Regions from separate parts of the Homo sapiens genome. Here region 1 is linked to region 2. Evidence: chromatin loops called from intact Hi-C (ENCODE). Cell type or tissue: mammary epithelial cell. All regions are shown on one strand. Each heading gives the region's core, and the rest is flanking DNA. Links, peaks and the distances in the headings are about the cores only. Region 1 has its middle 34 kb from the start of PAX7. Region 2 overlaps UBR4 (ubiquitin protein ligase E3 component n-recognin 4).

Region 1 (15,672 bases), core at 3,123-11,122, 480 kb after region 2:
TTCGGGAGGCCAGGGCGGGAAGGTCATTTGACTAGCCTGGGCAACATAGCAAAACTCCATTTCTACTTAAAAAAATAAAATAAATTAGCTAGGCATGGTGGCATGCACCTGTAGTCCCAGCTACTCAGGAGGCTGAGGTGGGAGGATCCCTTGAGACCAGGAGGTCGAGGCTGCAGTGAGCTGTGATCATGCCATTCACTCCAGCCTGGATGACAGAGTAAGACTCTATCTCAAAGAAAGAAAAAAAAAGAAAAAGAATGACATTGGGAGGTGGCATAAATGATGGAGCGGCCACATCTTAGCTATGAGATTTTGGGCCAAGTACTTGTCTCTGGGCCTTAATTCCTCACCTGTAGAATGAGGATGCAGATATGCATTTCCTGGGCTTTGGGTCAGTGGCGCTCAGCACAGGGCCTGGAGTGTGGTCACTGCTAACTGAAGCTGTGCTCCAGCTCTACTATTAGCAAGGGGAAGTGGGGACCAGGCAGGTGCTCCAGCACGAAGCTCTGAGGGTGAGAGCTCTGGAAGGAGATTGGGGCTTTTCCTCCATACTGAGCGTGTATGAGGCAGGTCTGGGGTCAGGCTTTCTGGATTTGAACCCTGGTCACTTGCTTCACAGCTTTGGGTCTGTGGGCAATAACCTGCCCTGTGGCCTCAGTTTTCTCACCCAAAGATTGGGAATCATAATCGTAGCTTCTTTAGAGAGCTGTGGCCAGGATTAAGTGCATTCCTCTGGAAGTTTCTCTGAGCTGCAGCGTGCGAGCTCTTCATATGACAGATTCGAAGAGCTGTTTGTCCACGTGTCGGGGCCTCAGTGAGGGGTGGGGAAGGAGCTTGGGCTGGGAGCTGAGATCCCTGGCTTCTTCTCTGAGTTGACACCCATGTGAGGTTCCCACCATCCCTGGTAGGGCCACCACTCGGGGGCGGAGGGGCCGCCTGGGTGTATGATTGTTGATTTGCAGGGACCCTCAGGAGAGCTAATGTGGCAAGATACCCAGAGAGGGCCTGTGAGCTTCCTAAGGCCACACAGCAAGCTGGAAGGACTCAGGCCTGAGCCAAATGCATCTGCCTGCCTAGTCCTTTCAGGGGCGTGCGGAAGGGTCACTAGGGGAGAGAGCTCTTAGTTTTAGCTGCGGGCGAGTGATCATCCTGGAGTAATTGGGTGCTAATACCATTATGCCTCCCATTTCATACTCTATACGTTCCCAGGGCTCTCTCTCCGAGGATCTCAAAGCCCTTTACATGACAATGCCACCATTAACTCATAAATCCTCCCTGGCCTGCTGGGAGGAGAGGTGGGTGGTATGTGCAGGAGACTGAGGAATTAACCTCAATTATTTCCCAGTGATTCAGCCGTCATAGAATTGTCAGGTTGGCTCTGGGGTTTGGCGGGCCCCAGTTAGTGCTGGTGGGGTAGAGCCTGGGAGGGGACTGGTGATATCTGCTGAGCGGAGCCTGTTCTCCAAGTCAGCTTGTTGTCCACGATGTCACCTCATCATTTTCAGAACAGCCCTGCGAGTTGGGTAGCAGTGTTCCCATTTTACAACAGGAGAGACTCAGAGAGGTGCAGGACTCACCTAAGGTTACCCAGGTAGTCACAGCAAGCCTGGAGTTTACCCCCAGCCATGCCTGTGCCACCAAACACACGAGGTTCTCAGAGTGGGGCAGGGCTAGGCTCGAGGGCCAGGGGCCTTGGGACAGGATGCTCTGCCCCCTACCAACATGCAGTGTGACTCGGGGCCAGTGCTGTCCGTCTCTGAGTGGGTCTCCATGAGCACCTGATGGTTAAGACCTCAGGTTGACTGCTTACCACCATTTGTAGGGACTGCTTTGCCCCACACTGTGGGAGAAATACAGGCCCCTGAAGGAGATGGGTGAAAGATGAAGGGTGGCTCATGCATGCATGCATGCATTCATTCACTCACACATTCATTCATTCACTCATGCTTGCATTCATTCATTCACTCATGCATTCATTCATTCACTATGCATTCATTCATTCATTCATTCACTCATTCATTCACTCATGCATTCATTCATTCATTCACTCATGCATGCATTCATTCACTATGCATTCATTCATTCATTCACTCATTCATTCACTCATGCATTCATTCATTCATTCACTCATGCATGCATTCATTCACTATGCATTCATTCATTCATTCACTCATGCATTCATTCACTATGCATGCATTCATTCATTCACTCATGCATTCATTCATTCACTTTTGCATTCATTCATTAACTCATGCATTTATTTTTCATATGCTCCTGTGTAGGGTGGTAGTTAACAGGGTAGGCTCGGGAGTCAGGCTGCCTGGGTTCAAATACACTCACTGTGTGGCCTTGGGCAACTGGCTTCATCTCTACCTCTCAGTTTCTTCGTTTGTGAAAGGGGATAGTAAAGCAGTCACCTTACCGTGTTGTCCACTTGTGTATTTCACAACAAGATCCTGAGCACCTACCACATGCCAGGCACTGTTCTTGGCCCTGGGCACATGGCAGTAAACGGAACAGACAGGATCACTGCCCACGGGGGCCCAGTGACCTGGGGGAGGCAGACCACACTCATAGTAACTGTAGCATTGCCAGGTGATGGGAGTCTCAGGGGGTTTGAGATGGTGGTGGGGATTGCAGTGGATCATCCACACGGGGCACCTCGTGTGAGGCTGTGTTTCATTTGCATCAGCATGGATTTTGACTAGCTGGGCACTACACTGGGACCTGGGGGCAGGAGACACATAGATCTGGGGCATGTGTGATACTTGGTCACAAGGCAGAAGTAGCATCTCCCAGTGGCAGGACCAGGGTGCCCTCCCACCCCTTACCCTCCACCCTGACCTTGGAGGAGGAGGGACATGAAGCCTTCACAGAGCCCAAAGCCTGGGTCCCGAGAGCGCTGGGCACAGGGCGTGGAGATGCTTCCACAGCTGTGGTCTCCTGGACCAGGGCTGCAGGGAAAGGAGGAATGGGCTCTCATTTCACAGATGTGGAAACTGAGGCCCAGAGGGGTGATGGAACTGGCTTGAGGTCACATGGTCAGGGCTCAATGGATTCCAAGAGCCGCTGGCTGCCCCAACACAGAGGCCTCCTTGGACAACCCCAGAGAGTTGGGATGTGCATTAGAGATGGCTGGACTTCAACGCTTTGTTGAACAAAATAATTGTATCCCAAGTTTCTGTTCCAATATTTGTTCACTGCAAGGCCCAGGATTCCAGGTGAGGATAGCGCTGGTTGGGAAGAAAGAGACACAGGCTCTAGATTTGGATCATCCCCATCTATCCCAGTCCTAAAGGGTGATGGAAACTGGGGAGTGGGGTGTGTCTCACTGAAGGCACCAGATTTAGCAAATAAAACTGCTCAGTTAAATGTGAATTTCAGATAAACTAGGAATATATTTTTAGTATATGTCTCAATTATTGTCCTGTATTTTTTTCTGGTAACTCTCGTCCTATGAGTGGAGCAGAAAGGATGCCCAGAGCTACAAAACCTTCTCTGGGTCTCAGTTTTTCTTGTCAGTACAAAAGAATCTTTTTATACAATAGAGATTTGGGGCAAGAGGTTTGGGGAGATGATCCAGAGGTTCCTTGTGGGAGGCGGCTGTTGTCTTCCGTTTATCCACCCCAAATTTCTTCCCATCTCAGTTCAGCCATTGGGTAGAGCAGGCATGTGCTGGGGCTGTGGGCTCAGACAGGCTTCCATCCATCTGACTCCTGCCTCGTCTGCTGCTTCTGAGCTGAGTCACCATCAGCAAATCACTTCTGCCCAAGTCTCATTTTTCTCATCGGTATAATGGGCATAGTTTAAAGGCCTAGCCCACAGGGTTGCAGGAAAGCTCAAACACAGTAGCAGGTAAGAGACATGCTTGCTTTTTTTTTTTTTTTTTTGTGAGACTGGGTTTTGTTCTTGTTGCCCAGGTTGGAGTGCAGTGGCGTGATCTCGGCTCACTGCAACCTCTGCCTCCCGGGTTCAAGCAATTCTCATGCCTCAGCCTCCCAAGTAGCTGGGATTACAGGCATGCGCCACCACGCCCGGCTAGTTTTGTATTTTTAGTAGAGTTTGGGTTTCACCATGTTGGCTAGGCTGTTCTTGAACTCCTGACCTCAGGTGATCTGCCCGCCTCAGCCTCCCAAGGTGCTGGGATTACAGGCGTGAGCCACCACGCCCAGCCATGCTTGCATTTTAACCAGTGCTGCTGGCTCTGAAAGGGCCTGCCAAGGTGAGGGGAGAGCTGCGAGCTGCGTCTCCTGGGACCTAGGGCGCCCCAGACTTCCAATCCAGTGCTCACTCAGCGCACCCTACTTGGGATTTCTTCCAAGGGGGAGGTAAGGATTGTTAAAAAATTGAAAGATCCCTTTGGGGACCACTACTCCACTCTTCTGCTTCTCTAGGAAAATATGGCCCAGAGACATCACGTGGGTACCCCAAGACCACACAGTGAGTTTATAGCTGAGCTGGGATCTGAAGCTAGGTTTGCTGAATCCCAGTCCGAGAGGTGTGCCCCTCTGTGATCTCAGGGCTTAAAGTTTAGTTAAAAAATTGTTTCTTTCTGGAGGCTAGAGCTCATTTTTTTTTTTTTTAATTTTGAGGCCAAAGTTCATTCCATCAGAGGTGTTGCAGTGTGGTGGGGAGGAGTCTTGCGGTGAGAAACAGGTAGATGCTGCTGCAGTGGAAACCGAGGAAGTGCGAGAATGTGCGTCCTCCACATGTCTGTCCTCGAAGCCTGTCCTGCTCCAACAAGGGGACCCCAAGAACAGCATTTAGTGGCGGCCTAGCACCTGAAGTCCTCGGATCCACCACCAGGTTTGCTGTGTGACCTTGGGGAAACGTCTTCCCCAGTCTGGGCTGTGGTTGGGAAGAATCCTTCTCCCTTGTTATTGAGGACCAGTGAGGCCATCAGTCTTCTCTGCCAGAGAAAGACGCTGGGGACATGCTCCCCTCAGCACCCAGGATTGGGAAAACTGCAAGAGGCAGAGGGAGTGGTGCCAGCCCACCTGCCTGTGTAGGAATCTTGGCTCCTTCTGTCCAGCTCTGTCTCCCCTGGCCCTTCTCTGTGGCTTCTGGTCTTCACTGCCCTGGTTGTACACGCCGCCCCCACCCCTCTCTCCCTGTCTTTTGTCTCTCTGTTTTTTTTTTTTTTTTTTTTTTACTCTCCCTTCCCTCTCCTTCTCTCCCTCCCTCTTCCCTCTCCCTGGCCACCTCCTTCTCCCCCTTCCCCTCCCCTTCTCTCTTTCCCTTTCACTGTTTATCCCGGATCCTCTTTTCCTGCAGGGACACTCTGGAAAGCCCTGGCTCCAAACCAGTGTGATTCTAATCTTCCCAGCAGACTGTCTAAAATGTAATTTACGAGCAAGGCTCTCCCGGCTTCTCCATCCTGCAGCCTGGGCAGGACTCCCAGCCAGTGAATGGGCTGGGGAGCGGGAGTGGGGCTGGGGCCAGCCTCGCTGGGTCATCTCCCATTCTGCTCTATCTGCCCATCAGCTGGGGGAACGGGCCCAAACCCGGGGAAGCTTTTCACTTGGAACCGACTTCAGTTCCGGGTTCATGGAAGGCAGTTGGCCCCGATGCAGCAACAGATTGCCGTTTGCTGTGGACTCTGCAAAACCTTGCGGCAGGAGAGACCTCTTGGAGGCCATGACATTAGGCCAGGACATTTGCGCATTCATTAACTCATGTTACTGTACACTTTCTATGCATCACACAGTCCTGGGAGCTGAGGTTGTAGTGCCGAGCACAGAGACCAGTTCCTGTTCTTTTGAAGCTAGCAGTTTGGTGGAAGGGACCGACATTAATCCCATAGTTACTTAAGAGAATGCTGGCGGGGCACGGTGGCTCATGTCTGTAATCCCAGCATTTTGGGAGGCCTAGGCAGGAGGATCTCTTGAGGCCAGGAGTTTGAGACCAGCCTGGGCAACCTATTGCGACCCTCATCTCTAAGAAAATTAAAATTAACCAGGCATGGTGGCAAATGCCTGTAGTCCCAGCTACTAGGGAGGCTGAAGTGGGAGGATCGATTTAGCCCAGGAGGTCAAGGCTACAGTGAGCTATGTTTGTGCTCAGCCTGGGCGACACAGTAAGACTCTGTCTCAAAACAACAACATAAAACCAAAGAATGTTAAACAGATTTCCTTTAGTTCTGTGCTGAAGGAGAGGAATAGGATGCTTTATAATATGGGGGTTGACTAGGTCTGTTGGGGGAGGCACAAAGGAAGCCACCCCCACTTTTTTGCATGATAATGAATAATGACACCATTAGTGGCGTGTTTATACAGAGAGGCGGTGACAAATATAATTCCTCCTTTGCTGCCACTTTTGACTTTATGTGTGTTGAATTTAGATACCCCTCCATCAACTGATGTGAGCGGCTCCTGGAGGGTCCTTAAAGGGTCCCAAACTATGAGCGCTGCTCTCGACCTGTACACCAGACACAGGTAAAGGGACTTCTCACTCCCCCCACTTCCAAACTATGAGCGCTGCTCTCGATCTGTATGTACACCAGACACAGGTAAAGGGACTTCTCACTCCCCCCACCTCCAAACTATGAGCGCTGCTCTCGACCTGTACACCAGACACAGGTAAAGGGACTTCTCACTCCCCCCACCTCCAAACTATGAGCGCTGCTCTCGACCTGTACACCAGACACAGGTAAAGGGACTTCTCACTCCCCCCACTTCCAAACTATGAGCGCTGCTCTCGATCTGTACACCAGACACAGGTAAAGGGACTTCTCACTCCCCCCACCTCCACTGTCTGCCCTGCCACTGGGCCCAATTCTGGAAGGGGTGAACAGCTCGGAAGAAGGCCGGGCTCGGCAGCCACGGTGCTCTCTCTGGGCCTCTGTTCTCACTGCAAAGTGGACTAACAGGCCTCCATGGACCAGCTCACAGTATTTGCTGTAAGGGTCACATGAAGCGATTGATGTGAAAAGTATTTATTGTCTTGGAAATTCCTGAATTCACCACCATATTCCTCACTGCCATCCTCATCCATGAAAGCGAGGGGGCTGAGGGAGGTTTTGAGACTTCCCATGAAGCCCCTTCTTTCTGGGATTTCAACACACCCAACTCCGTGGAGCGCGTGGCCGCCTTCTCAGCGGAGCAATGCTGTCACCTAGTGGCCACTCCGCACCCTTCTCCTTGGAATCAGGAGCTGACCCGGAGCACCTGCCCTTGGGAGCTGTCCCCAGGTACCCCTCCACACCTGCAAAGCTACCGGTGGTCAGGGCTTCCGTGTCTGGTCATGAGAGAGCAAATATTGCAGTGGAGAAGAGGGGCTGAGGAGGCAGGGTCCCTGCTCTTATGAAGGGCAGCTTGTCCTTGGGCCCCCTAGCTCCTCCTGCCATTGGACTTGGCTTGGCAGATATTCCATCAGAGCAGGCGAGGGCAGGAGGCCTGGGTTTCCAGACCCTCATCTGCAGGGTGCCTGTCAGTGTTGAAGTCAAGAAGCTCCTTCGTGTGAGCCTCACCCTGTTTCTACCTCGTGTCTTCCTGTAGTTTATTCTCTACCTGGCTTCTAGAGTGATCCCTTTAAAAGCAAGTCAGATGATGTCATGCCGCTGCTCAAACCCTGCAGTTATTCCCACTCAGAGTAAAACCAAAGACAGCAAGACAGGATCGGGGCCTGTGGGTAACCTTCCCTGCCCTTGTTTATCTTTTTAGTTTTTGTTTTCAATATTTATTTATTCACTTATTTATTTTTTATTTTTTGAGATGGAGTCTTGCTCTGTTGCTCAGGCTGGAGCGCAGTGGTGCACTCAGCTCACTGCAATCTCTGCCTCCCGGGTTCAAGCGATTCTCTTGCCTCAGCTTCTCAAGAAGCTGGGATTACAGGCATATGTCACCAGGCCCAGATAATTTTTGTAGTTTTAGTAGAGACAGGGTTTTGCCATGTTGGCTAGACTGGTGCTGGTCTCAAGCTCCTGACCTCAGGTGATCCACCCATCTCGGCCTCCCAAAGTGCTGGGATTATAGGCATGAGCCACTGCACCTGGCCTTGTTTTGTTTTTGAGACAGGGTCTCACTCTATCACCGAGGCTGGAGTGCAGTGGTGCAATCATGGCTCACTGCAGCCTTGACCTGACGGGCTCAAGCAATCCTCCTACCTCAGCCTCCTGAGTAGCTGGGACTACAGGTGTGCCCCTCCATGCCCAGCTAATTGGCATTTATTTTTTTGTTCTTTTTTTCTTTTTCTTTCTTTCTTTTCTTTTTTTTTTTTTCTTTTTTTTTTTGAGACAGAGTCTCGCCCTATCACCCAGGCTGGAGTGCAATGGCGCGATCTCAGCTCATTGCAACCTCCGCCTCCAGGTTCAAGTGATTCTCCTGTCTCAGCCTCCTGAGTAGTTGGGATTACAGGCACGTGCCATCATGCCCGGCTAATTTTTTGTATCTTCAGTAGAGGCAGGGTTTCACCATGTTGTGCAGGCTGGTCTGGAACTCTGGGACTCAAGCAATCCTCCCACCTCGGCCTCCCAAAGTGCTGGGATTACAGGCTTGAGCCACTGTGCCCAGCTCTGTTTATCTTTCAGACTGCACCTGCCCCTCATCAGCTCCTCTCCAGCCTCCTTGTCATGCCTTAAACTCTCACTGCTGCTCCCTCTGCTTGGAATGACCTTCCCCTGGGTAGCTGCACAGGTGGGCCCTCGTGTCATTTATCACTCTGCTTAAATAGCCCTTACTCAGAAAAGTCTGCCTTAACTAAATTAGCAGCCTCCATCACTTTTCTTCCCCTTTGCCTACTTTGCTTTCTTCACAGGACTCACAATATATGGTTGTTTCTTGGTATCTGCGGTGATACTAAAATCTGCGGATGCTCAAGTCCCTTCTATAAAATGCTGTAGTATTTGTGTATAAACTTCACATATCCTCTCATATACTTTATTTTTATTTTTAATTTTTTTTGGGACAGGGTCTCACTCCATCACCCAGGCTGGAGTGCAGTGGCGTGATCTCGGTTCACCGCAACCTCTGCCTCCCGGGTTCAAGCAGTTCTGATGCCTCAGCCTCCTGAATAGCTGGGATCACAGGCATGAGCCACCATGGCTGGCTAATTTCTATATATATTTTTAAAAGTAGAGACAGGGAGGTTAAGAGGAGGGTTTAGATAATAAAATGTGTGGTATAGAGTTCTGGAAAATGCATAGTGTATAGTGCTCCTAGAAAGATTTGTAGTAGTTAGGGCATTTATTATAATAATGTTCATGTACTCTGCTACAAAAAAGAGAGCGTATGGGCCTGCAGCATATTCAATATTAAACTCTGAGACTAATTCTCATTCTCCTTCTGTCAGGTCAACAGATTTCACCATGTTGGTCAGGATGGTCTTGAACTCCTGACCTCAAGTAATCTGCACACCTCGGCCTTCCAAAGCGCTGAAATTACAGGCATGAGCCTCTGTGCCTGGCCTATCCTCTCATGTACTTTAAATCATCTCTAGGTTACTTATACCTGATACAGTGTAAATGCTGTATAAGTTGTTGTTATACTGTATTTTAAAATGTGTATTTTCTTTAGTTGTTCTATTTATTATTTGCATTATTTATTGTTGTTGTTTTTTTTTTTTTTTTGAGACGGAGTCTCGCTCTATCACCCAGGCTGGAGTGCTGTGGTGCGATCTTGGCTCACTGCAAGCTCCACCTCCCAGGTTCACACCATTCTCCTGCCTCAGCCTCCCGAGTAGCTGGGACTACAGGCACCCGCCACCATGCCTGGCTAATTTTTTTGTATTTTTAGTAGAGATGGGGTTTCACCACGTTAGCCAGGATGGTCTCGATCTCCTAACCTCATGATACGCCCGCCTTGGCCTCCCAATGTTGTATTATTTTTAATTATTTTTCACACTTTTGAGATCCCTGATGGGTTGAATCTGTGGATGAGGACATGTGGATACAGAAGGCTGACTGTACAGTGAACTCATATGGTTATGTGGGACAATGGCAAGAGAGACAGCCTCTGATTCCAGAGGTTTCCTGGTTCTCCATTCTGTGAGGAGACTGATGGCTGCTTGTCAAAGGCAGGAGCTGTGGCCTCTGTTTGTGGCACCTGAAGTGCCGCATGCAGGCTAGGGCAGCTGTAGGGTCGCTCCACAGAACGCTGATGTGAACGTGTCAGCATGAAAAAGCAGTTTTCATCTTCTCCGCCTGGATATTGTGACTAAAGACCCCACAAACTCCATCTTCAGCCAAACTCGAATGCAGAAAGAGCAGACTGGAACATAAGGCATAATGGCTGTCAAATGCAGCCACCCTTGGCACACAAGCCACATGGGGTGAAGGGTGGCAGAAGCAATGTGGGAGGGTATAAAGGGCAAGATTGCTCCACCACCGGAGAGTCCAGAAAGATGAGCAAAATCGCACTTGTGTCAGTGAGAAGCTCATCCAGAAGAGACAGCATCTCTATCTCTTAAACACCAAACAGCAGAAGGCATTGCCTACAATAGGCCAGGAAAACCTAGCTCCTTCCCTTGTTTGTAATAATAAGGCAATAGTAAGATATTGGAAGACCGTAGAGCAACGCCAATGAGAGCTAATTGAGGAAAGAAGCTGTGAGGCAGGATTTTCTATTGAGCCAAGCTGTCCTTCAGATATACGCGCCACCCACCAGCAATTCTGAACATGGCAGAACTCAGTGGATATTGTCCCTGTGGAGTCTCTCTGGAGGAAACATCTAGAGGATGAACTTCAGCCCCATGACTGGCAGAGGGCTGGTAGTGCATTGACTGTGGTGAAGTGTGGAACTGAGACTAACGCAAATGTAGGAAGTAGAGGAATAGATAAAAATGTGAATGCAGGCATCCGTGATGAGGTTAGAAATGATGCATCTGAGAAGAAATGGGAGGGGACACGTGAAAGAAGCCAGGAAACAGGGTGTGTTTGCAAAGTGCCTCTTCTGTAGTAGGTGGGAATCAAAGAACATCTTTCAGAGTCAAGAGTGCTAACCATTACACAATGGAAGCACAAAGAACATGTTTCAAAGCTGGCAAATCAAGACAAGTAGTATGAAGACATGCAGCAGAACAGAGGAGATCACTGAGAAAGGAACCCATCAGTGCCTCATTAGCTGTGTTGGGGGAAAGCCAGGGAGATGGGCAAGAAAAAGAATAAACTATAGTGTTCTTACTTTCTGAGAAATTGAGAACTAAGAATATTGTGTAAAGTTATAATAATGAACAAAAGTATAAAACTCCTTCTGTATCAAAAGAACCACATATAAAAGAACAAACCACATAACAAAAGACATTTAAAACACCCATAAACAGGAAAAAATTACATAAAATAATATGACAGAACACAGGTGTTATAAATGCAAATGAGCTTAATTTGCCCAGTGAAAGAAAAGAAATTAGATTTGGTCACAAAACCAAATCTAACTCAGTGTTCTATAAATGAGGCAATCATAAACCAAAGTAATTCAGAAAGGTTGAACCTAAAAGCTGGGCAAAGGTATACTAGGCAAATGCAGATAAAAAATCTTAATATCACACAATGTGGAGTTTAGATTAAAAGGTATTTAATAAGACAAAGAAAGTCATCTTAGAATATACAAATGTGTATCCACAATGAAGATAAGAGTTATAAACATCTATGCTCTAAAAAATATAGTAGGTGCATTTCTGAAGGAGAAATCACATGAGACACAAGGAGAAACGCACTTCAATTAACTTTCCTCGTTGCATGACAAATAAAGGATAAAGAAAATCTTCATAAGGTGATAAATAACTCTTATCCATTGCCTGGCTGTTAAGACAATGTCACAGATTGACACCCCATTTCTGATACCAATTCCTGTATTATTGAGGATGAAAGATCTAACTCTTGGAACAAAAAGACTCCAACATACATTGGCTTGGAGGACAAAGAGGTCTAACTCCTCACAGTGTGAGGTGAGCTGCTTAGTTGGTGGGGCAGCTCTGTTCCAAAGGGTCTTCAGAAAGTCATATCCTTTCCAACATGTTTCTCTGTCTTCTCCTAGGGCATTGCCATTGTTTGCATGGTTGATACTGGGTCACTGTGGGCTCTAGAGGGAGGGAAGGGGGAAGGGAGTGTGAAGGAGGTGCACCCACTGTGGAGTATAAAAGGGACACATAGACTTCCATTCATAATCTGTTGGTGAGAACTCAGCATCATGTGACCTTATCTAACTGCAAGGGAACCTGGGAAATGTAGTCTTACGATGTTCCTGATGAGAAAGGAAGAATGAATTTGAGCAGACAACTGGTGGAGTGGAAATGAGTACCAGTGCTTTAGAAAATGATGTGTCAGTGTCTGCCAGAGTTCACATACACACACTGTATGGCCCAGCCATGGTACTCCTAGGAGGGCTCAGCAGAAATGAGCACATATTTGTACCAAAAGACATAGGCAAGAGTGTTCTATTCCTAATGCTACTGTTTATTATTATTAATTTTTTTAAGAGACAGGGTGTATCTCTGTTGCCCAGGCCTGTGGTATAATGGTGCAATCATAGCTCACTGCAGCCTCCAACTTCTAGGTTCAAGCTATCCTCCTACCTCAGCGTTTTAAGTAGCTGGGACTATAGGTGTGCACCACCACACCCTGCTAATTTTTAAACTTCTTTGTAGAGATGGGGTCTCACTATGTTGCCCAAGCTAGTCTCAAACTCCTTGCCTCAAGTGATCCTCCCACTTCGGCCTCCCATAGTGTTGGGATTATAGACGTGAGCCGCCATGCCCAACCTAATTCCTATTACTAATTATTAGTAATATTATTAATTCCATAACAGTATTCCTAATAGCCCAAATATCCATCAGCAGTAGAATGCTTGAACACATTGTAATATAGTCAGACAATGAAAAACTCTACAGTGATTAAGATGGACAAAGTACTGCTGTGCATCACAGCAAGGATGGATCTTACACAGTGTTGAGTGAAAGAAGTCAGACACCAAAGAGCACATGTGGGTCCAGTACAGTGGCTCATGCCTGTAATCCCAGCACTTTGGGAGGCTGGGTGAGGCAGGTGGATTGCTTGAGCCCAGAAATTTGAGACCAGCCTGGGCAACATGGTGAAACCTCGTCTCTGCAAAAAATACAAAAATTAGCTGGGTATGGCTGGGCGCGGTGGCTCATGCCTGTAATCCCAGCACTTTGGGAGGCCGAGGTGGGCGGATCACGAGGTCAGGAGATCTAGACCATCCTGGCTAACACGGTGAAATCCCGTCTTTACTAAAAATACAAAAAAATTAGCTGGGCATGCGCCTGTAATCCCAGCTACTCGGGAGGCTGAGACAGGAGAATCACCTGAACCCTGGAGGCAGAGGTTGCGGTGAGCCGAGATCTCACCACTGCACTCCAGCCTGGGCAACAAAGCGAGACTCTGTCTCAAAAAAGAAGAAGAAGGAGAAGGAGAAGGAGAAGGAGAAGGAGAAGAAGAAGAAGAAGAAGAAGAAGAAGAAAAAACGAATTAGCTGGGTGTGGTGGTGCACACCTGTAGCTGCAGCTACTTGGTAGGCTGAGGTGGGAGGATGAGGCAGTCCCAGCTACTTGGTAGGCTGAGCCTGGGAGGTTGAGGCTGCAGTGAGCTGTGATGGTGCTGCTGCCCTCCAGCCTGGGTGACAGAGCAAGACACTGTTTCAAAAAAAAAAATTGTAAAAAAAGAGCACATATTTTTTTAAACTTTTTTTCCCATTTTTTTTCATTATTTGTCTTTACATATGTTTTGATTTACATTACAACGTGAAAAAATGCTCATCATCACTGGCCATCAGAGAAATGCAAATCAAAACCACAATGAGATGCCATCTCACACTAGTTAGAATGGCGATCATTAAAAAGTCAGGAAACAACAGATGCTGGAGAGGATGTGGAGAAATAGGAACACTTTTTCACTGTTGGTGGGACTGTAAACTAGTTCAACCATTGTGGAAGACAGTGTGGAGATTCCTCAAGGATCTAGAACTAGAAATACCATTTGACCCAGCCATCCCATTACTGGGTATATACCCAGAGGATTATAAATCATGCTGCTATAAAGACACATGCACACGTATGTTTATTGCAGCACTATTCACCATAGCAAAGACTTGAAACCAACCCAAATGTCCATCAACGATAGACTGGATTAAGAAAATGTGGGATATATACACCATGGAATACTATGCAGCCATAAGAAAGGATGAGTTCATGTCCTTTGTAGGGACATGGATGAAGCTGGAAACCATCATTCTCAGCAAACTATCGCAAGGACAAAAAACCAAGCACTGCATGTTCTCACTCATAGGTGGGAATTGAACAATGAGAACACTTGGACACAGGAAGGGGAACATCACACACCCGGGCCTGTCGTGGGGTGGGGGGAGGGGGGAGGGGGGAGGGATAGCATTAGGAGATATACCTAATGTAAATGACGAGTTAATGGGTGCAGCACACCAACATGGCACATGTATACATATGTAACAAACCTGCAGGTTGTGCACATGTACCCTAAAACTTAAAGTTATATAAAAACAAACAAATAAATAAAAACAGACAATACAGGATATTAGTTTGATGCAAAAGTAATCGCGGTTTTTGCCATTAAAAGTAATGACATTACTTTTAATGGCAAATTACTTTTAATGGCAAAAACCGCGATTACTTTTGCGCCAACCTAATAGAAATGGGAAAGGTGTTTCCTTTTGGGAGGAGAGGTATGATCACCAGGAGGAGAAGGAGGAGGGCTCTGGGGAGCTGGTCACGTTCCGGTTCTCAATCTGAGTAGCTATTTCACGGGGGTGCTTGCTTTGTGAAAATTCACAGTGCTGTTCCTTTATGATTTGTGACTTTCCTGTATACATGTTCTATTTCAATAAGCATTTTAATTAACAAAATTACTAAAAGGCAGAAGAATGTGAACAAGTGGAAAGATACATCGTATTGTGGCGGAGGGGGGGAGCGGCGGGGCTCAACACCGTGACATTTTAATTCTCTCTCAGCTAATTGATAAATATACTTTGATTCTGATAAAAAATATCCACAGTTTTTGTTGAATGAGGCATGCTTATCCTAAAGTTCGTATGAAAAATTAACCAGTAGGCATAGACAGGAAAATTCTGGAAAAAGAGGGTGCTCGGGGGAAGGACCAACCCATATTATGAAGCCTCAATCATTAAAACAATGTGGTTTTGACCCGTGAATAGTCAAGCAGACAATAAAATAAAAGAAAACTCAGAAATAGGCCTACATTAAATGGACAGTTAGTAAGGTTACCATACCAAACCAGCAAAGAAAAGCTGAATTATTTAATAAACGGTGTTGGACAACTGGAAAGACACCTGGAAAAAAAATCTGGATTTCTACTTTATATTTAAAATAAATGTTGAAGGAATCAAAAATTTAAGTGTGAAAATGAAGCTTAAACATTTTAGAAGGAAACATCAGAGAGTTTCTTTATGACTTTTAAATGAGGGACTTTCTAATTATGACTCAGAAATCTAGAAGCTATTAAAAATGGATAATTTACTTATTTTTTATTTTTCTTTAAAGACACGGCTTCATTATGCTGCCAAGATTGGTCTTGAACTCCTGGCCTCAAGCGATCCTCCCGCCTCAGCCTCCCTTGTAGCTGGGACTACAGGCATGTGCCACCATGCCTGGCTAATTTTTATTTATTCATTTATTCATTTATTGTAGAGATGGGGCAGTCCTAGGTTGCCCAGGCTGGTCTTGAACTCCTGG
Region 2 (15,672 bases), core at 5,067-13,066:
TTCATTGTTAAAACACGCAGGGGCAGGTTGACATCAGAGTGCATTACATCATCTGCTGAACTGCTTAGACTGGCGGGAGCAGCACCTGGCAGCACTGATGGCGCAGACCTTCCCACTGTCCAAATTTCGCTCCTTCTCAGTGTTCCTGGGGCCCTGGACAGAGCCCTGGGTGACTAGGTGTCAGTATGTTTCTGAACAAGCCAGACATTTGTAATTGTCAGGTCCCTTCATTGGAAAGGGAATTGGCTGTCTCACAGTTTCTTTGGTCAGCCAGAGGCTGACCCAGAAGCTTCACAGAGAGGCCTTGCTTCTCGGCCCAGACTGCTTCCCAGTCGACAGCTATCCAATTGACATTGGTGGGAGCTTGGTCACAGTGGGGCTGAGTGCCTTTGGTGGAATATTTGTTTATGGAGGCAAGTATGTCACAGCATGGCCACCGTAAGCCAGACCAGAGCCTGAGCAGATCCTGCAGCAGCCAACAGCCTCAGATTCCCTACAGGGCTGGAAGATCAAGTTGAATGTATCCATCCATGCCCATCTGCAGGCAGCAGAAGCAGGCAGGGTGTCCTTGCACCCTCTCCTCCTGCTTTCCCAGAGTCCAGCATCTGTGCCAGTGCCACCTATAGACCTGGTAACTTTTTTTTCCCGGTTCTAGTGTTGTGTTTGTCCCCACCTCTCCCTACCAGTGCCCCATGGAGTTAGGATAGGGCATCAAGCATTCATGGCATGAGAGCACCATTCAGGATCTAAGGAGAGAGTGTACCCAGAAGCGTGTCATCAGGAAGGACTTAAGTCACCTCTCAGTGCTGATTCCGTGACCTTTTGTCAAAGCTTCAGCGTGGAGAAGGAGGTAGGGTTAAGATGGACAGGCTACCTGGCTTCAGAACACAGTTTTTTCCACGATGTGAGACTTGGGCAGAATCCTTACCTCCTCTGTACTGCAGTTTTCTGTTTCTTTAAAATTGGGATAGTGGTGGCACTATCCCATAGCATTCTTGTGAGTACTAAGTGAAATAATCCCGTAAAGCACTTAGAGCAGTGCCTGGCACTGAGTCTGGTGTGGTCATCATCATCATCATCATTGCAACTTAGGACGCATGAGGACAAGAAGCAGCGCTCATCTGGAAGAGGCTGTTCTAACGAAGGCGGGAGGATCCTAGATCAGAAGAAGACAAACCGGAAGAGGGAGCCTAGGAAAGGAACCACATGCACATTTAGTGCAAACCATGTAAACATAACATAACAAGACTATGTGGAGCAAGGGGGAGTCAGGCTGTGGACCCACCAGGGAATCTTGATTCATGTTTTTGGCCCCATCACTCACTAGCTTGCTGACTTTGGGCAAGTCACTTCACTTTTCTGGGCCTCTGGAGTTACTAGCACAGTTCCATGTTGGGGAGATTGTGAACGTCCCTGATATATGGTGCTCAGGAACCAGTAGTTGCTTGGAATTGTATTAGAGCTGGGGTAGGAGCTAGACATGGGGCCAGGGAAGAAGGGAAGATGCCGCGAAGAAGGGCCTGGAAGGGGACGAAGGGCGTGGATTATCAGAGGAAGTGGGAGTAGTCGGCAAGGATGGGTGGGGAGTGTTGAGTCATCCAAGCGTTCAGCAAATGTCACAAGACAACGACAAATTGAGCAAATTCTTCCTGCTCTTGCTGCCGGGTCCTGCTTCCACCCTGCTTTTATTTTATCATGCCGCTTTTCTTCTAGAACCCGAGCAACTTCCCGAGAAGAGAAGAACCTCCAAGGCTTTCTGGAACAGCCCAAGGAGAAGTGGGTGGAGAGTGCCTTTGAAGTGGACGGGCCCTACTATTTCACAGTCTTGGCCCTTCACATCCTGCCCCCTGAGCAGTGGAGAGCCACACGTGTGGAAATCTTGCGGAGGCTGTTGGTGACCTCGCAGGCTCGGGCAGTGGCTCCAGGTGGAGCCACCAGGTCAGTACCTGCTTCCGGAAGCTGCTGCTCACTATTTCCCATCATCAGTTTTGAAAAGCTGCTTAGTGGTACGCACGTGCTAGGTGAAGGCATGCTTTGTGACTGCGGTGGTTGACACCAGCCCTTCTCCCTTCTCAGTCTGTCATGTCAAGAGTCTAAGCTGATGGCTGGCAGGTTGCCTGGTCATTTCTGGGTTTTCTGTTCCGCTACTAGAAAGGTAGAGCCAGTCTTACCTACTGTAGAAAATGTTAGGAAGGCAGCCAGGCACAGGGTGATAAAACCAATGAGATGATCAGGGCTAAGAACAGTAATCAGGTTTTCCACATCTTGCTGGTGTTGGCATAAGCCAGGAAAGTTTCAGTGTGGCCACATGGGGTATTTTCTAATAATTAAAAACTCGTCTTCATTCTCTCTTCTTGGTTACATTCCTATCCCATGCGTCCCACATTCCATGAACCTTTCTTCCTCTAGACCACTCTCCTATACGTGTGGACACCTCCCCAAGAAAGAGCATGTCAGAAAGGAAGTGGTCTTTGATTTATGACCTTGGGCTGTGATTTGGGACAGATGGTCTCAAGAGAAACAGCTGGAAACTGCCACCACAGCATCTCTTTGAGGACCCCCATGGATTGCTGTGCGCAGAGGAGACCCCATGGGTACCACTCAGGCTGCCAATGGCCCCACACAGTCTCTACCTTTCCTGGGGAGCTACGGAGCAGGCTCTGGGTTTGGCATTTTGCTTCTGTCCCTCGAGTGAAATGTGCCTCTGCTTCATTTCTGGAAGATCGGGTTTGTGATTTTTGTGATTCTGCTTTAGCCCAGGATTCGAGGGATCATGTCCACATTTGTAGGCCATCCAGGGAGCAGAGAGAAACTTTTAGGGCCGTGATAAAGACAAGCCAAGTGGAAAATAGCCTGTGCCCTCATTGGCACACCTGGTGTCTTTATTTCCATTAGCCCTGATTGATCAAGCGTTGCTGGTCTGTGGGCACTTCACGCTCCCAGAGAGACCAGATTGGAGCTGTCCTGTTGAATCTGGCCTGTACCAGATCATCACTGGAGAGTGGGAGGGGGCGTCTTGTTAGATTCCTAGGTAACCCCTGCCCCCATTCCTAACATATCACTTTCCAGTATTTCCCAAGAGCCTGAATTAATAGTTAACTAGCTGCTGGAAATCAAAAGTTAGATCTTGAGAATACTAAGTTGATAAGTCAGGCTTGGCCAGTATCCATATGCTGCATCCACAGCAAATAGAGTGGCCATTTATTGGGCACAGTCTCTCCATGGCGGGTGTGCAATCTGAACCCACAGGAGCTGTTTTGCTCTCACTTAGGAGACTAGCATTCATTATTGTCCCAGGCAGTTCAGGAAAAGCTGATTTGGTCACAGCTTAATTAGGAAATCCAGTGTGAGCTACTACATTCATGAGTTGCTGTTTTCTCTGTAGCAGTTTCGTCACCTTTACTAATTGGCCTTAAATAATTAAGTTGGGCAGGGTCACTCAGGATTTCTGCTTACCAAAGCACAACAGCCACAGCAAAGGGCCAAATACGGCCGTGGTCCGGGGCCGTGAGCCCGGCACTCATCAGGCAGACTAGGAAAGGCACTGTGGGTTAGCCCGATACTGGGAGGAGACCCATGGGGGAGAGACCGCGGCTGGAAGGGCGTGTAGAGATATCATCCTGATGCTGGGGCAGCCTCACTGGCGGCAGGCTTTGTCCTAAGTCCTGTAAGTCATGGGGTAAGGGGTAGTAGCAGAGACACAGAAATGTAGCTCAGCAGAAGCTGGCCTCTTCTGCACACTTGACATTCAGAAAAAAAGTTCCTCTGCCAGGAACTTGCAAGTACAAAGCCTGGGACATTCTCAGGCGTCTGTCAGAACTTGATCTGTTATCTTGTCTGCCAGGGTAAAGAGCTGCAGAGAAATGGATTCTTGTCCTCATCCACGGGTCCACCTTCCAGGACTTTAGGCTGCAGCATCATCACACGTATGCGGGAGAGAAAGTGGGGGCTTGGGAAGGTACTGGGGCAGAGGGAGGCCACAGGAAGCATATTTCAGTAGAGAGGGAATTGTCCCCATTTAATATTATTTGTTTTTTGCGAGTTATTTATTGAATGCAGGTGTGGATAGCCTGTCTCATGCTAGGCAGCCCCTTCACTTGAGGCCCATATAGTTTTAGCTTCTATAATGAATACCATCTATGTTTCTTATTTTTATGATTCTTATATATACCCATGCATTTTAATACTAAACATTTTAATATATGTCCCTTTAGTCATGGGATGTGTTCCAGTGTGTTTTGAGGTGTAGAATACTCTGTGACAAGGGCTCACCTAGGCTTTACTTATTACAGATGTGATGGCTGTTGGCAAACAAAACCTCCGTAGAGCTTGGGTGGTAGAAACTGAATCCTGACACTGATATTTCACTGTCTGTGCCGAGGGGAGCCTGATATTTCTGTGTTTCATACTGGCTCTACCTGGTGTAATCATTCCTCAAACCTCAAACCAAGAATTCTGCTGAGAAGGCAGTGGACATTGTTAGAGGCAGTCTCCCCCTGCCTGTCGCTCCCCATATTCCAAGGAACTGGCTGGTCTTTAATCCTGAACTGAATCATTGGATTAAGTAGCAACGATACTGGTTAGAAACAATGGGGTGTGGTGAGCAACTTGGATTATCCCAGGATTTAGGTGATGTCAGGGTGGCTGCATGCTCCATCTTAGACATTACCATTGCTTGATACCAACTTCCTAGCAGCTTGCTGCCATTTAACACAGCACATGTTTGACAAGTTACCGTGTTTGACTGGTTTAGGTCTGCTGGCTTTTAAGAAATTTCTCCTAGTGGGAATGTAAAGACTGAATTAAAACCTTGTTTCCTACCTCATTTATTAGGTTCCATCAAATTCCAAGAGCTTGTCGGGGCCCAAACACAAGGGATACATAGGAATCCTTTGCCTTTCTTTAAGTCACTAGCCTTGCATTTGCCACGTCTGCCCTGGCGATGTCTCCCCCGGTTCCATTTTACCCTGATCTGGAAGATGAGCACTGAGAGAATCAGATGAATTTCATGGAGCATTTTTGTAACCAATAAACTTCTGGGTCCCAGGGCTCCAGAGGTTCTTGCCCACAGCTGCTTTTTTCCAAGCAGAAGGCTAGTCGCTGGAACTCCGAGATGCATACACCACTGTGACTCTTCCCTTGCTCCCAGCATGCCTTGCTCTGTCCTTGTGAGTATCCTCCTAGGGACTTCATGTGATGGAACTGGATTTTCTTTTCCAGGCTGACAGATAAGGCAGTGAAGGACTATTCCGCTTACCGTTCTTCCCTTCTCTTTTGGGCCCTCGTCGATCTCATTTACAACATGTTTAAGGTAAGGAGGCTGTCAGAGGCCCAGTGGGTTTTGGCAAGAGTGTAAAATGTCTGCACTCCTGTCCCTGACTCTGCCTCAGCACCCACATGGCTGCTCCTCCGCTGGGCCTGGGGGCGCTTTTTTCCTAGAAACAAACAACCCCAACTGTGGGAGGGATTGACACTGGCAGCCTGGAGCCTTGTGTCTGTGAGGTACATTTGTTTTGTTTGGTTTTGTTTGGTTTGGTTTGGTTTGGTTTTTTTGAGACGGAGTTTTGTTCTTGTTGCCCAGGCTGGAGTGCAATGGCGTGATCTCGGCTCACTGCAACCTCTGCATCCCGGGTTCAAGTGATTCTCCTGCCTCAGCCTCCCAAGTAGCTGGGATTACAGGCAGGCACCACCACGCCCGGCTAATTTTGTTTTTTTAGTAGAGATGAGGTTTAACCATGTTGGTCAGGCTGGTCTGAAACTCCTGACCTCAGGTGATCCGCCTGCCTTGGCCTCCCAAAGTGCTGCTATTACAGGCATGGGCCACTGTGCCTGGCCCACATTTGTAGCTGAGATCACTCCTGTCACCTGCTCCCGAGCCTGCTCCAGACTCGGCTGTGCAGGAAGACCTTCCCCGCCGGGTCTCTCTTTGCTGCTCTTGCCGTGCTATTGGGATAAGCTCTGTTGCCCTGAGTGAGTCTGACTTACCGCAGCCAGCTTATAACAGGACACTCCTCTCCGGAGAGAATCTGAGTTTTTGAGTTGGTTCCTTTCATCATCGGAATGAGACAGCTCATGGAAGCACATTGACAAGTCCCTTTGCTCTGGGGAATGCGAATGGGAAGTGTACGGGGAGGGAATGCAGCCACTTGTTGGAGCCTGTAGCTTCAGGTGACACAGTGCCTAATAAGGAGGGCCTAAGAGGAATGAAGTGAAATTGTGTCGTTCCTGGAGACAAAACGCACGCTCTAGGGTGCCTGTTGGTATGCTTTGGTGTAGGTTGGGAGGGCTGTCCTTTGAGGGGTTGAAATGGCCTGACTGACTTGAGGCGGAAGATGAGGCAGCAGTAAGTCACCCACCTCTCTTGTCTCCTGTTGATTCTCGTAGAAGGTGCCTACCAGTAACACAGAGGGAGGCTGGTCCTGCTCTCTCGCTGAGTACATCCGCCACAACGACATGCCCATCTACGAAGCTGCCGACAAAGCCCTGAAAACCTTCCAGGAGGAGTTCATGCCAGTGGAGACCTTCTCAGAGTTCCTCGATGTGGCCGGTTAGTGTCAAGGTTTTCTCTTTTAAAGATCCTCCGCAGCAAAGCCCCATGTCTTCCTCCGTGGGTCATCCGTAGCTTTATCTTCACGACCAGAGGAAACGCAGTATGAACCAGCCTGTCAGCTGCCACTGAAAGCCCTGGGAAAGATGCGTAAATAGCAAGTCACCGATAACGAGAACAGCAGCTCTAACATGTACTGAGCACCCCCTCTTTCCCCGACATGGGCTGTTCACTGTATGTGATCTCAGCCCTCGAGGCAGCCCTATATGAGGCAGGAGCTTTGGTTATCCCCATTTTATAGATGGGGTAAATGAGGCTCTGAAGATCAAATAAGTGGCCAAGGGAACATAGCTAGAAAGTGATAGCATCCCTGTTTGAGTCTGTTTTTTAATGGCAGTTCAGAGAATTAACATGCAAATTGGAATGCCCCTGTCTTCCTCCTGCGTCTTAGGTCACAGTTGACCCCAGGGAGGCATGGGCGACCCAGCAGGGCCGCTCTGAACTGTGGGTGTGGGAGACGTGGTCAGACAATTCCTTATCCTACTGCTAGTAAAATTGAAATTCTTTGTGTAACAAATTTGTCATTCTAATTGCAAACAAACACATTAGAATTGGTTTGTATTTCATAACCAAGCACCAAGTGACAGCAGGGGGAGGTGACTTGGCCCGTGCCTGGGAAATCCACCTAGGGTTAAAAGACAGTGCCCTGTGAGGTTGTGGGCGCCGCGGCATTACAGCCCCCATCAGAGCACCCGCCCTACAAAGGTCAGCTCCCCAGAGCCAACGCACAGGTAACCAAACCTGCCAGCTCTTTTTTATGATCTTGTTTCATTTTTTTATGGCATTCGTTGTGGGAATTTTGTAAAGTATAAAGAAGCAGGAAAACAAACTCCCCCCAGATCCCACTGTTAGGAGAACGCCTCTGCTAACATTTTCTCTATCTTGTTATCCTCTGGGAATGAGACCCACTAAAGGGCTAGAGTGTTGCTCAGTGTGAATTCCTCTTTCTTCCCAGCTCAGAGCCAGCTGACCGATTTTCCCAAACAGCTCTGTGCCTCCGCATTGGCTGCCCCTTGCAGTGTCCTCAGCGGAAGCTCTGTGCTGGGATGGTCTTCGTCGACCTGGTGCCTGCCTCCGCGTCTGGGCGGGCCTGTGCTAACACTGCTCACCTCTGTGTGTTTGTTAACTCCACCACCTCTTTACGGCTCCCACTGGCTCTGTTTCAGCCTAGATGTTTCACCAGCATCATACCTTAGCACATGCCTCGCGTTCTTCCCAGAAAGTCAGCCCTGGGACCAGGTGGGCTGGTAAAGTCCTCAGTGCTGGGCCCTGTGCCTGTTGCATGAGCCTGTGTCACTGTGACTGTGGAAGTTGGAGCTAGTGAGAGGAGGAGGAGGTGGGCAGAGGAAGGAGGGTCCCTTGGGCTCGAGCTCCACATCAGCCCTGAGCTGCTGGCAAGCACCCCTGGCCTGCAGCCAGGGAGAGCCAGAGCCTTTGCCAGGCAGCGAGCCTCCGTGCCTTCCACTCCTAGGTCAGGTTTTGACAGCACCACTTTATTACTTTGTTTAAGCTGTTAGAAAATTTCAGAACATCAGACACACCCTATTCAAATGTGAGAACAAAAACACCTTCCAGCAGTGCCTGCTTCTGGAACAGGACTCCTCCTGCGGAACAGGGTTTTGCTCAATGACTACCTCCCCGGTCATGCTGCTGTCCAGTGAGCAGCCGGGCCAGAGCTTGTCGGACCGCAGTGTGTTCTCTGCTAGATGCGGCAGCTGTGACTCAGGGGGAATGGGGGCTGTATGCCTGCTCCTGACACACCTCTGCCCGTTGTGCTTTGCAGGTCTTTTATCAGAAATCACCGATCCAGAGAGCTTCCTGAAGGACCTGTTGAACTCAGTCCCCTGACCACCACACAGCAGCTGCGGCGGCGAAGACGAAGCTGGCTTGCCTTCCACCCTCTGTTCTCCCTCCTTGTGCATTAAGTTCCCTCCGCGGGATGCTGCATTGTTACCCCGCCCTCCCCTCTCTCATTTTTCTTGGTGTGGCTTGGGGTTTTTAGGCTTCCTGTTTTATCTCGTGTGTGTGGTGCACCAGCTATGAGGTTGTCTGTAACCCAAGCCATCAAAGGGCCTGTACATACCTAGGAGCCATGAGTTGTCCCGGCCAGCTTCATACTTGAGTGTGCACATCTTGAGAAATAAACAAGTGACTTAACACACATTGAAAAGGAAGGTGTTGCCTGCTGCTTCAACTCGTCCTCAGTGGCGCAGGCCAAATGGTTTCCCTTGAATGCACAGCCATTTCCGGCGTCAGCCCGGGAAGACTCATGTCAGACCCGCTGTCTCCAGGCCTGTTGTCAGCGCTAAGTGCAACCTGTCTATTCTTGGCCAGCAAGTTGGGGCACCACATTGGATGGCTCTGATTTTTCCCAAAACAAAGCCCATGCCTTGCTCTTAATTTTTTGGCCTTAAGAGCTGGAACCCAAAGACACGTGGAGCCCAGAGCTTTCCTAGCCCTCGGCTGAAGGAAGGCTCGCGGAGTAGGGCACAGTCTTGTTGGACCACAGAGGCCTGGGGAGCATTTGACATTCTCATGCTGCTGTGAATCGGGAATCCCTTGGTGACTTCTCTCCAGGGTTGTCATGTTAAGAGAGGGCCTGGGGCAGACTTAGGATCAGGATAAAGAGAGTGGCTGCTATTGACATTGCCAAGCACCCAGTGTATCTTATTTCTAATCTCTTTGCCCATGAGCCAGAGCCGCTTGCCCAAGGGCTCCCAGCCAGGGGCTGTGGAGTTGTCAGGTTTGTGCCTCCGAAGCTGTGTCCTGACCACTGTGGCTGCCGCTCCTGGAGGCCTCAGACCTGCTCCCCTACACACGTGGGCAGCAGGACTCCCGAGGGCCTCTCCCCAGACTTCGGGAGAAGGCTCACCTCGTGGGAGGGAGGGCTCGCTCATGCCCATCTCCTTTCGTTCTTTGCGGGCCACTCGGCCAACTGACGTCGGCCTCTCCTGTCTGGATGTCCAGTTTCTGTGGCTCACTCCTCAAGCCAGATCATCTGGGACTGAGGGTGGCCTCTGGGCTCCTGTAGACTTCCACAGCCAGGATTTCACATCCCTCCCCAGAGCCTCGGACCGAACAGCCACAAGCAGCCATGAGTGTCGTGCCTGGACTAAGCTGGAGAGACAAAGGCGTTTGTGGCAAGGGCCCAGCTGGAAGCCCTGGCAGGCCAGAGCATGCATGTGCTGGCTTGCACGAGCATACTTTGGTGTTTGTGTTGGGGACACCGGGCTTCTGAGGGACTGGCGTGGCTCCAGGGTGGGGAGCAGCCTGGTTGAAGCGCGGCCAGGCACTCACTCTGTTGTTCAGATCCCAGCTCCACTGCCTGCTGTGTCCACAGTCTCCTCACCTGTCAAATGGGAATATCTATGTGGCGGGAGGGTGCTGAGGTTTCCACGAGCTAATCTGCCTGCTGTGTAGTAACTAGTAGCTTTTCTTACTGTTAGTGAACTTGTTTTAGTCTGAAGGAAGGCACCCATGCCCCAGGTGAAGTCCAGCTGAGTTCAGTGAGGACGATGGAGACCCTTGGTCTTGGCACCCTTCTGCCTTATACTGGGAATGCCTCAGGCTTGCTCCTGCTGTGTGTCTGTGGTTGCCCACTTTCTGCTGGTCTCCGAGAGACTGATTCAGGTGTTCAGGAGTCTGTTCGCTATTACATCACCTCCTTGTGAGAAATAAAGTGGAGCAGCCTCATCCAGACAGCAAAGCAAGGAGGGAGCGTGAGGAGCAGCCAGGTGAGCTGGTGGCATGGGGCCGCCTGTGCAGAGGCCGGCCTCGCTGCTTCATGTGGCTCAGGGAGGCTCAGCACGTCCGTCATCACACCTCAGGGCAGCGAGAGTGGACCTGGTGCCTTCAGAAGCCCACCCGAGGCCTGCTGCTCTGGCCTGCAAAGGTGGAGTCACCAAAGCTCATTACAAAGTGTTTGCTTATTTTTGTCTGCCCTGCATTTTTTTATTTCTTGCAAAGGCCTCAGAGGATGTGGGCCCCAGCCCAAACACATCTTGTTTTCACTAGTAGAGCTTTTCCTAGTGTCTGCACAGGGGTGCTTCCAGTGGCTCTGCCATAGCCCCAGACAAGCTGCTGACACGGCAGCCATGAGGTCTGGGACAGGTTCCAGGGGGTGCTTTTGGCCTGCTCCAGCAGGAGTGGAGGCTGGACTGGTCTCCAGCAGGAGTGGAGGCTGGACTGGTCTCCAGCAGGAGTGGAGGCTGGTCTGGGCTCCAGCAGGAGTGGAGGCTGGTCTGGGCTCCAGGAGTGGAGGCTGGTCTGGGCTCCAGCAGGAGTGGAGGCTGGTCTGGGGAGAGAGCTACACCTCCCCAGGCCCAGGTCTCACGAAAGGAGCATCGAAGGGCACCGAGGAAAAAGCCACTTAGCCCTCTCCTGTCCTGCACCATTATCTGGGCCCATTGGTTCTTGGGTCCCTGTCTTTCTCAACAGGCAGCCCCAGTTGGGGAATTAAGTTGATTCTGGACTGGCTATGCCTAATGATAGCTGCAATTTGAAACCCATAAAGTTCGAGTTCAGCAATAAAGTTGGGGAGGCAGTGTCAACACCTTCCTTGTAGAACGGCTGAAGCCTCTGGTGTTCCTCAGTCAGCAGCCGCCCTGGTTCCCAGCTGTCCAAGTTTGTTGCCCTTAGAGGTGAAAAGAGAGGCCCCCTGCCTGCACCTCCCCTCCCCAGGGGTGTTTGTTGGGACACCGGGGGCTGCGCTCGGTTCTCTGCATTTTACTCCTGCGTCAACCCTGTATGTTAGGTGGTGGAATTTCCGCCTTACCAATGGGGAGGCGGTAACCCAGAGGAGGTAACTCGCCTGCTAAGGAGTCAGGAGCTGAGGGGTCTGCGGGACTCCAAAGATTACTCTGGGTCATGCGACTTCATTTGTTCCTTCCAGGATGTAGCAAGTGTCTCCTCGGTGCCAGGGACTTACCAGAGGCCGGGGGCACAGCGTGCATCAAACAGGCTCTGTCCTCATGGAAAGGAGAGAATCAGAACTGAGGGGTTCCAGGGACATAAGGTGTGAGGTGGCAGTGTGAAGTGTAGACAGATCAATGTGGGGGACAGGCTGTAGTTGGCATGCTGCTTACGTGGGGTGGCCGGGTTGGTCAGCTCCCAGCTCCAAAGTGCCCATGGCCAGATTCTCATACCTGGTTGCAACAGGCATCCTCTTTGGTCACTTAGCAAACCTCAGCTGGGCACCTAGTCTGTGCTCCGCTGTCAGCATGGGGTCCCTGTAGGGGACTGGGAGGAGCCAGAAAAGAGACTCACTCTGCTCTCTAGGCTGCGGAATATAGCCCAGAGCTGGCCACTTCCCACCACCTTCGCACCCAGACCCAGCTCCTGGATCTCCCACTTCCTCCCACTCCGTAGTCCATTCTCCAAGCACCCAGAGCAGTCACTTAAAAACACGCTGCAGGCGGTTGCCTCTGAAACTCTTTTCACTTTCACATTTTGAAGGGCAGCTAAACTACCTCCCAGGCTCCCAGACCCTCTCCAGCCTCCCTCCTCCCCACTCCCTCTCATCCCCGCTCCACACACTTGCTCCCTGCTGTTCCCTCGCACAGGGCACATATCCACCGCCCAGGCTCTCACTTTGTCCCATTAGCCCAGATGTTTGCGTGGCTCATCTCCTCCCTCCACTCAGGTCTCAGAGATGCCCCTGAGCCCTGATCTGGGAGAGCAGTGCCCTCCGGGGCTCTCTCTGCCCCTGCCTGCCCTGTTTCGGTCCTTTCCTTCGGCCTCATGCAGCTGTGGTCAGCTCGCCTGTTCATCTCCCTCTGCTGCGTCCTGCTAGTAGCTTTCCTTTATTTGCTGCTGCATCTACAGTGCCTAGAACAGTGCTCAGTGCATAGAGGACGCTCGGGGAGTATTTGTTGGCTAAATGATGGGTCTATGTCAGCATCTCCCAGGGAACAGTCAGCCATCTCCACAACCCTATGCCTAACTCTGGGATGAAGGGCAATAAATCCAAACCTGATTCCAGTAAGAGGCTGGAGCAGGTGGGCCCATGAGGGCCCTTCCCCACCAACCCCTGCCCTTTGCTGTTCCTGCAGCAAGGCTGTGCTGAGACCCTGGAACATGCTGGAGGCAGAGCTGGCTCAGACGCAGGCTGGAGTGCCCAAGTCAGGGCTCCTGCCCGGCTCCTGCTCCGGGCCCTGCCCCTTCCTCCTCCTGTCATAGATCACCTCAGGGCAGGGCCATTCCTTTGCCTGGAGCTAGCTCTGGTCTCCGAGACCACAACAAGTCCTTTTCAAGCTGGAGCAGTTCCCAGCAGCACCAAGAGGATGGCAGAGAGGGACAAGGTAAATCCCCAGGCTGAGCTCCCTGGAGCTGGCTGCTGACGCTTACCTGGGGCGAGGCCTGGACGAATCCTCCGCCTTCTCTTGGTGCCCTTGGCCTTCTTTCTGACCCCATCCTGGCTGGTGGCTCAGATGCAATAGGGGGAGCAGAGTAGCCTCTGAACAGGAAGGGAGCCGAGAGCCAGCCTTTACTCAGGGCCCGCGGGAAGCTGGTGTTTCACCTGCAGCACGTCCTTCCATCCTTGCGGCCATCCCAAGTGGCAGGTGGTATTCCCTTCTCCACACAGGTAAACAGGTGCAGAGAGGCTAATGACCTACGCAGGCTCACACAGCGAAGTGTGGAGCCACGATGAGAACCCAGATGTGTTTGGCTCTGAAACCCCCTTTTCAGAGAGTGTTGCTGGCCTGGGGAGACTGGTTGCTGTTCATGCTGGGGTGCGGGGACCAGAAGGAGGAAGAGGGTGAAGGCTGACTTAGGGAGTGTGACCCAGTTTGCTCTCTCCTGTCCCCATGGCCAGCGGAGGCAGCCTCAGGGCCCTGTACCTGAGGATGCGGCTGAGAGGTACATGTCCTAGGACTAAACAGTTGCATTGCATGGGCTCTGAATTTGGGGTGCCACTTCCCATCAGAGGGCAAGGGCCGCATGGCATAGAGGCAAGACCGAGGGCTCCAGAGGGGGCCCAGCTCTGCTGTGGGACTTGAGCAAGTTTCCTAACCTCTCTGTGTGGGTGAAGATTCAAGGAACAAATACAGAAGGTCCTAGAACCTGGCACAGCCCCGGCACAGCTGGCCTTAGCTGTGACCGTCAGTGTTACTGTATCAGTGTGTCAAGGAATCACAGATGACTGGATGTGATGGCTCACGCTTGTAATCCCAGCACTTTGGGAGGCCGAGGCGGGTGGCTCACTTGAGGCCAGAAGTTTGAGACCAGCCTGGCCAACTTGACAAAACCCCATCTCTACTAAAAATACAAAAATTATCCGGGCATGGTGGTGGGTGCCTGTAATCCCAGCTACTTGGGAGGCTGAGGCAGGAGAATCGCTTGAACCCTGGGAGGCAGAGGTTGCAGTGAGCCGTGATCGCGCTACTGCACTCCAACCTGGGTGATAGAGCAAGATTCCATCTCAAAACAACAGCAGCAACAACAACAAAAACCAGGAATCACAGAATGTCTGGGGGAGGATCTCTTAGGCTCCACAGCACCCCTCTCCTTATCTTACGGGTGTCAGGACAGATACCCAACCTGACATGCACACACACATGTACACGCCTTCCAGGCACTCACGAGTTCAGTTGCTTTGGTGACATCTGTTTGCTTTCCATGCTTTATTTCTGTCTCTCTGCTCTGTGTTTCCTGCCCTGGGGGGGCTACTCCCTTCCTCCCCATCCTTATCTGTTGCTCAGTCTTGGAGCTTGGCCTGGTACCCATGAGTTGCCAACCTGCCCCCTTTGGCCTCCTTAACAGGCCTGGAGAAGCTGAGCAAGGCATGTGCAGAGGCAGAACCGTTTCTGCTGCCGCCTGGCCGGGTCAGAGGGACCCTGCCCTCCAGAGCATCAGGGCCCCAGCCTGGGATGGGAGGGCTACCGGCTGCCATCCGCCCTGGGAGCTGCCCCTGGCCAAGGGTGCCGGGGTCGGCACCCACTGCGTTTCACTCTGTGCCCCTTTGCCCTGACTTCAGAGCTTGAAGGTGAACTCTGACCCCTTCACTCTAGGGTTGGGGACAGTGGGCATGGAGAGCAGGAGCGGAGTTGCCTGAGGCCCCCAACTTGCAGTCCATCACTTTCCCACATCGCACACAGGCCAACAGGGTCCCGGGCACGTGGGGCCTGGCAGCACTCCAGGTGGGCACCCAGCAGTGTGATGACTTCCTGGAGGAAAGAGTGGGGTGGGAGGTGCCTGGCTTGAAGTGTGGGGGGAGCTGGTGCTCTGTTTTAGGGGTCAAAGTGACGATGGAGTATGAAGACAAGTATCCCGCCAGCTCACCTCCTCTGGCTACTCCTGGCTCTGAGTCGGTGCCGATCTCCGGCCACTGCCACAAGCCCCAGTGACCTTCAGCATCTGCAGCAGGTTGCGGGCTTCCTCCTGAGGGGTGTGGGGTGCCAGCCTCTGGCAGCCTCTCGGGACATTGCCAGAGGTTGGGCAGGCCTCTCAGGAAAAGGGAGATGAGCTTCTGGGGCGCTGGGGTGAGGAAGCTGTGGTGGGAGGTATCTAAGGTCACCACCTCTGACGGTGGTGGGACCCACAGTGGGTATGGGGCAGCAGGATCTGTGCTTTGCTGAGTTTCTGAGTCAGGGGGCTGGGACAGGACCAGAATTAGCCCCAGGTGCCAAGTTTACAGGGGGAAGTCATCCAGAGCCCCGAACTCTCACGCAGGATGGGAGGTGGGGGTGTTCTGGGCATGGGCAGGAGTGAAGGGCACAGGGTCTCAGGCTCATTGTTCTTTGGACTCTGTTCCTTAGATCCCTCTGCTGCCTTTGGCCAATGACCTTGACACCCCATCCACCCCTTCTGTCCACAAGCCAGCTTGGTCCCGACAAGGAGTCCTGGCTGGACCCCTTGTTAGGCTGTTCCCGGCTTCAGAGATCTGGGAACTGTACCAGAGTTGTATTTACTGAGCACCCACTCCAGCAGGATCACCATGCCTCACGTGATCTCCAGTCCTTTTACTGTTGTTCTTCCTGTTTTACAGATGAGGAACCTTAGGCTCAGAGAGGCAAACTCACCTACCCAAGGCTGCACAGCACGTAAGTGAGATGCAGCCTCCCTGT

Evidence for each region. Hi-C counts contacts between places; a loop is a spot of excess contacts. Peaks named below come from ENCODE experiments on the same cell type or tissue, not always from the same donor. Only the 100,000 strongest peaks of a DNase experiment are listed, where the experiment ranks them.
Region 1: a loop joins it to region 2, with 10 times the contacts of the local background. A loop is called at or near these places in 2 of 110 quality-filtered maps.

Annotation. Positions count from the first base shown.
Region 1 is chr1:18,589,031-18,604,702 of GRCh38, reverse strand. No RefSeq gene overlaps it. Among named protein-coding and RNA genes, the nearest start is that of PAX7, 34 kb to the left of the region's middle. RefSeq lists an enhancer at 4,951-5,480. In mammary epithelial cell, for the core only: CTCF peaks have their summits at 4,789 and 7,113 (motif pointing left); no DNase peak of the experiment used is centred there; H3K27me3 peaks cover 560 bases.
Region 2 is chr1:19,067,615-19,083,286 of GRCh38, reverse strand. It overlaps UBR4 (ubiquitin protein ligase E3 component n-recognin 4), which reads left to right. Exons shown (of 106, transcript NM_020765.3): 103 at 1,714-1,938; 104 at 5,221-5,311; 105 at 6,385-6,547; 106 at 8,391-8,777. The coding sequence ends at 8,455. Among named protein-coding and RNA genes, the nearest start is that of IFFO2, 120 kb to the right of the region's middle. RefSeq lists enhancers at 993-2,192, 12,421-13,346 and silencers at 5,715-5,883, 14,558-14,852. In mammary epithelial cell, for the core only: no CTCF peak of the experiment used is centred there; DNase peaks (open chromatin) are centred at 8,226 and 9,766; H3K27ac peaks cover 3,103 bases.